Regions from separate parts of the Homo sapiens genome. Here region 1 is linked to region 2. A link is a contact called in ENCODE Hi-C or POLR2A ChIA-PET data. All regions are on one chromosome and are shown on one strand. The core of a region is the stretch at or near the end of the contact, and the rest is flanking DNA. Distances in the headings are between cores, read along the strand shown. Region 1 overlaps HPSE2 (heparanase 2 (inactive)). Region 2 has its middle 55 kb from the start of LOXL4.

What was found. Hi-C counts contacts between places; a loop is a spot of excess contacts on that map. ChIA-PET counts read pairs that join two places held with the same protein, here RNA polymerase II (POLR2A).
Region 1: a map of cardiac septum shows a loop between it and region 2 (2.0-fold over the local background). The contact joins two enhancer-like sites. A Hi-C loop is called at or near these places in 2 of 168 maps with a recorded cell type or tissue (cardiac septum and endothelial cell of umbilical vein). POLR2A ChIA-PET finds 5 or more read pairs at or near these places in 1 of 52 experiments (AG04450).

What each region holds. Positions count from the first base shown.
Region 1 is chr10:98,456,987-98,462,320 of GRCh38, forward strand. It overlaps HPSE2 (heparanase 2 (inactive)), which reads right to left. Exons shown (of 12, transcript NM_021828.5): 12 at 91-2,753. The coding sequence ends at 2,588. Among named protein-coding and RNA genes, the nearest start is that of HPS1, 13 kb to the left of the region's middle. RefSeq lists an enhancer at 1-455. Within about 2 kb of position 3,950, at least 9 of the 41 ENCODE cell types and tissues checked have a DNase peak (open chromatin) inside an H3K27ac peak, as active enhancers do.
Region 2 is chr10:98,320,127-98,325,582 of GRCh38, forward strand. No RefSeq gene overlaps it. Among named protein-coding and RNA genes, the nearest start is that of LOXL4, 55 kb to the left of the region's middle. RefSeq lists an enhancer at 1,326-1,891. Within about 2 kb of position 3,230, at least 5 of the 41 ENCODE cell types and tissues checked have a DNase peak (open chromatin) inside an H3K27ac peak, as active enhancers do.

The DNA of each region.
Region 1 (5,334 bases), core at 2,700-5,199, 140 kb after region 2:
TTTATAGTGAGTTTTTCTGGTATCCTTTGAACAATGCGCATATTTCTTCTGTGAAACAGTTACAAAGTTAGAACTGCAGGACTCCAGAGATAAATTTCAGTAATTCCCTCTTCCTTTTATTAACTAAAAAATAAACAAAACTTAAATCTCGTGAGAGCAGCATTTAATACACAGAGAAAGATAAAAGAAGCAGGAATTACCCATATTCTGCAAGGTTTAGTAAAAAAAAATCAACACTTATTTACAGAAAGTGTGTTTGAGTGGAGTTCTGGCTGTTCTGAATGAGCAGAACCTACAAAGATGTGAAGGAGGTGTCTGGACCTGTGGAGCCGCTGAGCCTTGTGGCTGAGTGGGCAGGCTCTGGATTATTTCGCGCTCGGCAACCCATTTCCCCGGGTGCCCCTGGGCGAGCCATGGATCCTCTCCATGCCTCGTAGGAAAAATGGGGATAACAGTAGTACCCCTTTATCATGGGGTTACTAAGGACGCAAAGCAAACCATAGGTCCCCAGGGCCAGGCTCTTAGGGACCTTTGGTTACTCTTGTTATATCAGGGGGCCCTGCAGTCGCACCTGTACCAGTATGTAGAAGAGACGTTGATATCTGCACACATTTTTAACAGTTGGGGGAACGACCTTTTAGTCTCATTTCTCTTTTCCTCTCTTTTCCTCACTTTGGCCTGTCAATCTGTTTCTTCTTTCTCTTATTTCCTACCCCCCGCCCCGCCCCCATCTTGGTACTTCACTTTCCTGCCCTCTCAGAGCTGAAGCCTCAGTGGGAGGTGCCTGGTCCCAGAGAAACGGGTCCCTTCTGGGCAGCCTTGCAGGGCGGTCTCAGGGTCTGCCCCTCTCTCTCCAGTTGCTTCCATGCTGAGCACAGCCACTGACCTGGTGCAGCCTGGTCCTCGGGCTCTCCCTTTCTTGCTCGCTGTAGTACATCTGCTGTATGCTGTTCCTCCTGTGCTTAATGATAAGCATGTCAAAACCCGGTCCCCTCGCTTCCTGGAATTAGGTAGTCAGCTTCCCTCTCCCAAATCCACCGTTCTCCAAGCTCAGAATTCTCTCCCTCCTCTTTGGTCTAATCTCCCTTCCATCTCTCACTTTGCAGACTTGGCCCAAATCCTTAACTCCGTGTGCGTCTTAGGCAGCCTCCCTAGTCTCTGCCCTAGGCAACCCTGCCTTGCCCCCGCCCCATTCCTGTCCTTTCACAAACAGCAGAAATTGTATCACCGTCTCACTTGGAACAGTGTCAAATCTCTCCTCCTTCTAACAAAAGCATCATTCCTGTCATTTATCCTGAGAAAGAAAATCACATCCACAGAAAAGAAAGTCATTTCAGCTGTAGCTCATTGGCAAAGACCCTCATGCCCCTTGAATCATATAGAACGTCCTCATCCCCCACTTCACACCTGCCCAACTCAGAAGCTTCCTACCTACCATTCCATAGTTTTGGCCAGATCTTCATTCTCTAGATTCCCTATTCTCTCCCAAAATGGCTAACAAAGTTTTGTTCTAGCTCAAATAGGCTACTTGGGAAGAGGCAAAAAGGTTAGATTCAGTTGTGTCTTCCAGTGATGACCTTGATTCACACTTTTTTCTTCTTTTTTAAAAATAATGATTTGAGTTAACCAAACAATTAAGGGCTTACCCTATAGAGCCCCTAATATTCTCTTAATTTTGGAGAGGTCTAATTTGCTTTGTCCAGTTGGGGTGTGTGTGTGTACCTGATGTTTCAGTATGCTTTCTCTTTGTACTCAAACTCTCCCTCATAGCAACATGAAGAATGATGACTACTTTTTGTTGTGCCTAATAAACTGCTCTCCACTCAATGAATATTGTTACTTGACTCCCATTACAACTCTGGGGGAATCTGGATTCACAGAGGAATAGAACCTTCTTACCAAATCTGGAGTGTGATTGTAATTTTACTTTTGAAGCACCCGCTTCCCAGAAGAACTGCCAGTGATGGATGCCACTGTCAGGAACCCAGATGCGCACGCTCATACATCAGCCGGGAAATCATACAAACAGCTCTCCCAGCAGGCCAGGGCTGACACACCCATTACTCCCCTATGGAAAGAGATGTGTCAAAAAACTCAGGGCAGCAGCAAGAAAGAGGCAGAGAAGAAGGAGTTGGGAGAGGATGGGTTTTTGTAGGTCCACCCAGTTTTTTTCCTTCCTCATCTTCCTCTGAGGGCAGCAGCAGCAGCAGGCTAAGGTTTGGATTTGTGGTTATAATGCTGTGTGACAGGATCATGGGGAGTTGTCTGGAAACATTTCTCCTGGGAGTGTGCTGTCAGCTCGTTTTCATAGTGCACATGAAGGGAAACATTCTGCTCTATACACATGCCTTTATCCTTATATAGGTACAGGTGATGTCTACATTTTCCTTTGGGATGGATGTGGCCTACCTAGGCTAAGATCACGCTATGACATTTAGTCTCTTTGGAGAGCAAGTCTGTGTTGATTCCAGCAGGATGGGGCAGCAGGGGCTGGTTGCTAGGATGTCTGAAAACAGAGGATACTACTGGAGTGGAGGAGTGGAAGCAGCCCAGCAGGCCCACTGGTAGCCGTGAGTGTGAGGATAGCTTATCGGTAGCGGCAGGCCAAAGCATTGACATTCTTGACCACATAAAAGCCCATGGTGACTGGAGGGATGACCAATGTCCGGCCGGCCCGAAGGGGGCGGGGCTTCAATTCTGGGAGGGTCCCGTCGTCCACCATCACTAAGGGCTGGCCATTCAGTTGCACTGACCTACAGTGAGGAAAAACAGTATGGGACTCATTATTGCATTATAAGGGAGCCACTGCAACAAAGCCTAGCCCCAGATGGCCTGGCAGTGTCTGATACACACACACAGCTGACACTTATTGTTACTGGCTATGCCCTAGATTCTGACCTAGGTGCTTTACTTTAATAACTCATTCAAACATCCCAACAACCCCCCCACTCCCCTGAGGTAAGTAACTATTAATATCATTATCCCCATTTTATCTAGAGTGGCTAGGTGACTTGTCCCAAGTCACACAGCTTGGAGGTCCAGGGTTTGAACCCAGGTAGTCTACCTCCATAGACACATTTAGACAAGTGAAAAGTCTGTGATGCAGAAGCTGGAATGTTTCATTCCTATTTTTTAAAAATCACAATATCAGCTCAGTTTGACTTTTCCACCTAAAGAGTTTTTACCTGTGGAATGATACATGGGCTTAAGATGACTTCAGAAATCTATTTAACTCATATCTCATTAATTTACTTGACAGATTAGATAACTGACATTACCTTGCTTGTCTAAGGTTATACGGAAGGGAGACAGAGACATAGGTAACACCTCTACTTTTTCTAATTTAAGAATGAGTTTTGGCTGGGTGCAGTGGCTCATGCCTATAATCTCAGCATTTTGGGAGGCTGAAGAGGGAGGATCGCTTGAGTCCAGGAGTTTGAGACTAGCCTGAGCAACATAGCGAGACCCCATTTCTACAAACAATATAAAAGCAAAATTAGCCTGGCATGGTGGCTACTCAGGAGTTTGAAGTGGGAAGATCACTTGAGCCTGGGAGGTTGAGGCTGCAGTGAGCCAAGATTACACCACTATACTCCATCCTGGGTGACAGAGAAACTCTGTCCCTAAAAAAAACAAAAAATGAGTTTTCATATTTAATATTAACAGATGTTTCCATTTAGCAAAACAGCAAAGTAAGTGATAAAGTAGGCATTTGTGATCACAATTCATCTATCTTGCTTTTATCCTTTCTGTATAGCCAGCCACTTTCACCCTGAGAAGGGGGACTACATACATAGCAAACTTAGAAAAGAGAAACAGCTCATCTTATGCTGGATAGAGGGAAATGCCACCTATCCTTGACCTATGGTACCAGAATCCAGATAATGTTCCAGCTGTTCCTGACAGCCATGCACCCAGGTGGAAGCTTAGTTTTATGGGTCAGCAGAAAAGGCCAGAAACAGGCCACCAGCTGGAAATAAGGTTGTGAGTCACCCTCAGAAAATCAACATTGCATAGTGATGACTGTTTCTGGGCCTTGCCCAACCTCCAGTGTGATAACATTGCCGTGACATCATCTGAGCTGTAAAGAGAATAGAATGTTATAAATTGATATAGAGGTCTTTGTTTAGTGTTCCTTCTGTGCTATGAATGATAGACTGCTTTAGAGAGAGATAATCAGACCCATGCCCAATAGAGCAGTGAATTCCCAGAGATAAGTGTGTTGTAAATTGCTCCCAATGGAGAGCTAGGCAGAGAAGAGATCCAGGCCTGGCCCCACATGGGTAAGTTTGGGCTAGGTCCAGATCTGATAGGCCAGAGGGAGCAGGCCCCCTCCCTTTGCTAGAATGACTGAGTGAATAAGTGAGTAGGAGGCTTCTATATGGAGAGCGAGGCCTGCCTCTGGAAGGCATGGGGTGGGAGAATTGAGATCTGAAGGTCAGTGTTGACCGCATCAGATATGCAAGGAGCTTTTGCTTCCAAATATGAGAAGTGACCCTCTGTAGTGAAGACAGCCTACTCATTGGAGTGGAAGGCAGGGTGAGGAGAGTGGTTCAGTTACAAAAGAAGCCCAGATGGGTCTTCACAGTGTATTTTCATTATTTTGTTTCAGGTGCTATGAATATCTATCACCCAGATATAAGCACAGTCAAACACGAGTTCAATAATACCGATTAATCTTTCTAAGGCATACTCAAATTTATATCAGGTCTCTGCTAGAAAACCTTCAATGGTTTCTCCCATATACAGAATTAGGTGCAAACCTTTCTTCTGAAGAATTAGGTAATGCCCTTTTAGATTCAGATGATCCCACAGTATTGACATCTTTGGGTTCTGGGGAGTGCAAAACAACGTGTGATTAGCAAACCTTTAAAAATCTATACTAATAAGGAGTAGTTGTCCTGGAACAGGCCCTATTCTGGTTTCTTTATTGGTTGGTTAAAAAGCTAAGAGTAGAACCAGGAAGCATGGTGAAGATTCTCTACTGAAATCTCGAATTCCAGGAGCCAAGTTGCTAACTAGCTAGATGGCTTTGGCAAATCCCCTAACCTCACTGCCCTGTAGCTTTTGCATCTGTAAGAACGTTATATAGGCACCAAAGAAATGAAATAAGAAATATGAAAGTGCTTTGAAAGCATAATGAACCATATACTTAAGATATGGTGTTTTTGTTGTTGTTGTTCTTTTTATTTTTATTTATTTATTTTTTTGAGATGGAGTCTCGATCTGTTGCCCAGGCTGCAGTGCAGTGGTGCATTCTTGGCTCACTGCAACCTCTGCCTCCTGGGTTCAAATGATTCTCCTGCCTCATCCTCCCGAGTAGCTGGGACTACA
Region 2 (5,456 bases), core at 1,980-4,479:
TATGATGAGGATGAGAAAGAAGAAAATGGCTCAGAAAAAGCAAGTTAAGCCAAGAATGAACTTTAGGCCTGGAAAGGGTGACTCCAACTTTGGCAAAAGGAATTGTGCCTTTGTAAGATGGAGTTCATGATGAGAAAGCATAGGCAGAAAACTTAACAAGAGAAAACAAGATGCAGCAAAATCTTCCTTTGATGGATCCACAACTGGCTCTTAAAGAAAATTCTGGGTTCAGAGGCGTGTTGTTTATTCCGTGATCATTTATTCAGACCCTGTCCCTACCGTGTGTTAGACACTGGGCTAGGCCCTGCGGAAACAACTGTTCAGAAGACAGACACTGTCCTGCCCTTTAAGGAATGAACTCTTCGGTGAGGAATCCATTAACACAGGTGGTAATTACAATGTCATGTGATAAGGGTTATCACTAGGAACCCAGGATCCCCCAGTCAAGGGAGCAGGGATAAGGGTGGCCATCCCCGTGTCTCTGCTAGAGAAGGAACCTGGCTTACTGAGCCCTGGGCAGTGTCTCTCACACTAGGACACATCATGGTCCCTGGAGAGCAGCTACCAGGAGCGCAGATCATTTTGAAAGCATTTTAATGACAGGGTCCATTCATAATGCAGCTACTGCAGCCCCAGAAACTCAGACAACGGGCAATACGATGGAGTCTACACTATTATAAATATTTGATCTCCTAAAACAATATTACCGTAAATATTATTCACTGCCCTGGAAAGCTTCAAGCTCATGGTTTAAATTTCCCCCATTAGGAGCCTAATGAAGAGGATTTCAAAGTGCACTATCTGGGGACAGGGCTTCCTGGCAGGCTCCAGGCTAGGCCCTGGGGAGGGAGGGTAAATGCAGGCCAGGTGGTGCTGGCTCTGGGTGAGGAAGACAGGCAGGCCCAGAGGGAGGAGTACCGCAGATGTCAGTGGAGAAGCCTGCACTGGGGCCCCTGGGGATCTGGGGGAACCTAGCAGGGAGGCTGCACTTTATCCAGGGTCCCAGAGAGGAGTATGGGACTGCGGCTGACTCTGCTTCAGATTCACTGGGTGGCCTCAGGCTCAGTACAAAGTCACCTCATCTGCCAAATACAGACAATACCCGGCCCTACCTTCTGTGGTGAACATGCGGGAGAATGTAGGGACCTAGCACAGGGCTCTGCACGTATTAAGTGCCTAGGAAATACCAGCTGTTAGCACTGCAGCGAGCGCGGCTCCTGCATTCTGCTGCTGCTGGTACTGCTGCTAATTGACAGCCCACATCCTTCAGGTTACAACCCATCCCCCTCACCACGGCCCACAAGCCCCTCCTCCATCTTAACCACCTCTCTGCTGAGACAGGCCCCAGGCCCTGGCAGACACTTGGTGTTGCCCCTCATGGCACTCGCCCTCCTTGCGCTTCCCCTGCTGCTTGTTCTCTGTGGCTGGAACGCTCACGTCCCCCTCTGCCTGGCCAGCTCCTTCGGGTCCATGATGCTTTAACTGCCGGTGCCCCGTCCGTGGAGCCTCCCTGACCCTCGGGCACCCGGGAGACCTCTCCTGTGGGCTCCCCGAGGGCCCTGATTCTCTGTAATAGGTGCTTGCTGGCCAATTCCCTCTCCATGCAGCCATGAGCCTCTGGCAAGCAAGGATGGAGCCTCACTCATCTTTCTACCTCGAGGGCCCAGCAGAGTGCTTGGTGCATGGGGCTCAGTAGTTGCTTGTTGAATGAATGAATGTATTACACAGAGATTTACAATCTCCAAAGGATTTTCATACCTGGTGTGCTTTTGCTCTATGGGATGTCCTGGGAGCATTGTGGTGCTTCTCAGAGGCTCAGGGAGGCTAAGCGAATTGTCCAGAGGTACTCAGCAAGTTAGGAGCATGATAGTAACCCAGGTGCATCTATACCCTGAGCCCAAGGGATGCTGAGTGATTACAGGGTATTCTGGGGCCTGGGTTGTGTGAAAGGACTCAGGGCATCTTTTTCTGACTGTGACTGATTTAAGAGGTGGGGACTCTGACAGAACTATTACTCCTGGCTCTCCTGCAGTTCCAGGTTATTGGGGGTGAGGTGGGAGTGGAGGGGTTCTTCCTGGAGCTAGAAACCATCAAATCTCTCAGAGTCATCAGATCCTATGACAGGGCTCTTGGAGGAGGAAACTGAGGCACAGAGAAGTTGGTTCACCTGCTCAAGATCACACAGCTAGTCAGTGGTAGAACTTGGCAAGGAGCTCAGGCTCTTATCCACTGTTCATTTCCATGGGTCTTTGACACAGAGATCACGCCAGGGTCTAAAACAAATCTAGCCCCCAGGATAGCTGGCGCTGATGATTTAAAGGGCCTGGCAGTGCTTAATCTTTCTGCCCAGCTCCCTCATTTTAGAAAATGTTGAGATTTAAGAGCTCATAAAACTGAGCTATAACAGTGCCCTGCCAAGAACTCTGCACAGGGCTTTCTATCCTGGGCCGCCCAGCCCAGTGGTCTCAGTCTTGTCCCCAGTCACCCTGGGAGAGTTCTGCCGTCGATTACAGCTGCTGAGCTCCTTGGGCCCTTAGGAGGCCCTTCAGGTCATCTATGTCCTTGCCAGGGCTAGAATGACGTGCGGCGTGGCAATGTATGCAGTGACTGGCTAAGTTCATAAATTGTTCAGGACTCCGGCAGCAGTGGCGGCAAGACTGGGCATCAGGGTTCTGCCTGTCACCAAAGCAAGTGAGCATTGACAAGCATTTGCACAGGGACCACCTTTCTGTGGCCACAGCAAGGCCGAGGTGACAGATGCCCATGGAGGCAGCTCTGTGGGCACTTGCGGCCCTACTAATCCATTTTGATGGTGGTTTTCTTCTGGTTGAAACTCCCTTCGAAAGTCTAGGGCTCATGTCACCAATATATACATTCTCCAGCCATGCCTCCAGCACCTAGCATGGTCCTGTCCAACAGCAGTATCCAATCAATGTGTACTGGGTGGAAGCATGGATGGATAGAAGGAAGAGAGGGAGAGACAAAGGGAAGGATGGTAAATTCATTATGAAAACAACCCCATTTCTTCATGTCTCTCTGTATCCACACCGCTTGCAATGTGACTTTTCAGCTCCTCACATGAAGAATTGGAGGGCTTTCCCCCCTATCCCTTAAGTCTAAGTTGCATTTGTGACTTGCTGTGGCCAATGGAATGCAGTGGAAGTGACAATGTACCAGCTCCAAGCCAAGGCCTCAGGACCTCTTGCATACTTCTGCTTTTTCTCTTGGACCTGGCCAAGCCACCAAGTGACTAAGCATGAGCTGGCCAAGTGCATGATGACAGACACATGGCCCAGCCACCCCTCCACCCCCGCCTGTGGCCAGCCATCCCCCAGGCACATGTGTGAAGGGCCTCAGGCTGCCCCAGCAGCTGAGCTGCAGATGCAAGAGCCCAGTTGAGGTCAAACAAGCCTGGTTTAGATCTTCCCTGTGGAATGATAGTCTCATGAGTGATAATAAATGCTTGTTGCTTTCAGACTACTGAGCTATGGGGTGGTTAGTTATGTAGTGACAGTTAACTGATTCAGTATAGAAACCTTGGGAAACTATGCTCTCCATGTTCCGCAGAGCCCCAGTGTCTCCTTTTCAGAGGCCTCTTCCTTGTCCCCTCTTATCCTATGCCATTCTCTCCTGCCACTCTAGCCAGAGCCTTCCATTCATGTTTGGACTTTCTTTTTCTAAGTCCATATCTAAGATGTTGTGCAAGCTCTTTCAATTCAATTCAGCCAACATTTATGGAACACCTGCTACACAAAAGACGTCATTCCAGGTGCTATGGAGATGGAGAAAAATAACACATGACTCTTGCTTTCAGTACATTTAATGGCCGTAATAGCAGCAGTATTAAAGATAACTGATATTTGCACAGTACTTGACACTAAAAGCACTTTCACATGTTATCATATATTTGAATTTATGATTTAGGAGTTGACACAGCAGGTCAGAAGCAGATTCAGCTATTACTGAGTATCTACTGTGTATACAGCACCATGACAGATGCTGGTGAAAATAAATGTCACAGGGGCACTGTAAAGATTCGAGCTTCACTCAGTGCTGGAGTGGTTACGTCCACTCCCTTTTAAGCTGTATCCCTCCTTGTAGAGGAAAATTGAGATGCCAAACCAAACACTACAAGGAACACAGGTAAATTTCCACCTTGAGGTTCAGAAATGAATTTTGCAAGTGCAGTTAGGGGGCCCATGGCTTAGCATCCGTCCTTGTGGAAAAGATCCGAGAGAGGTTTTAGTTGTCATAGCAACTGAAAAGCCAATTCTGTTTTAGATTACAGAATGAACATGGTAATCATGTTATAGGACTATGGGAGGGCGCTGGGCTTCTCATGCTACATCCAGGCCCAGCTCTACATTTCCTTTTTTGGAGATGGAGTCTCGCTCTGTCGCCCAGGCTGGAGTGCAGTGGCGCGATCTCAGCTCACTGCAACCTCCACCTCCCGGGTTCAAGCAATTCTCCTGCCTCAGCCTCCCGGGTAGCTGGGACTGCAGGCACATGCCACCACACCCAGCTAATTTTTTGTATTTTAGTAGAGACAGGGTTTCACCGTGTTGCCCAGGCTGGTCTCGAACTGCTGAGCTCAGGCAATCCTCCCACCTTAGCCTCCCAAAGTGCTAGGGTTACAGGTGTGAACCACCACACCTGGCCCAGGCCTATATTCTAAGAAGCCTGTTAATTAACCAGAGCGTGGTCAGAGGGAAGACTGGGATGAAGAAGTGTTAGGAAACTGGGTCTGGACGTTTGAGGGAATTTGGGATATTTAGCCTAGAGAAGAGAGGGCCCAAGAGAGATGGGAGAGCAACTTTAACTGTTTGAAAAGCCTATTGTGTTTAAGAAGGCTAGACCTTCAGATTGCTGCCAGTGGAGAAAAAAAAAAAAAGGCTAGACTTCCCCACTGTTGGCCATGAGAAAAGAATGAACAGGGTGAGAGGTGGAGGAACTATAGAGAAATACATTTCAGTTCAACTTAAGCAATAACTTTCTAATCTCTGGAACCATCCATCAGCGGAACAGGCTCTTCCTCTGTGGAGAAGATCTTCAGTATCCATTGACTAAAGGTTGTTGGGCTTGGTAAGAGTTTGAGTTTGATGACTTCTAAGGTATCTTCCACCTCTGAGTCCCTGTGAAGAGCTCTGCAAAAGTGGCTTCTGAGACCCCAGGGTGCAGCCACATCCTTGTGTAAAGACAGCTAAAAAGAAGGTTAATTAGAAGAACGCTTCCATCAGCACACTAGACTCTGGTGGCTGCTGAGAACATTTGAGAAATTGGTCTATGCCAGGAGAATGTACATTAGCCTTCCTATAGGAACCCATATAAAGATTTTATCTATATCAAAGTTCATATGTATATGTTATGAAAATGTGGCCTATAATTATATAACTACATGGTATCTATATAAATGTGATGTTTAATTCTGCTCTGAAGAGGTGGGAGTGAAAGCCTGG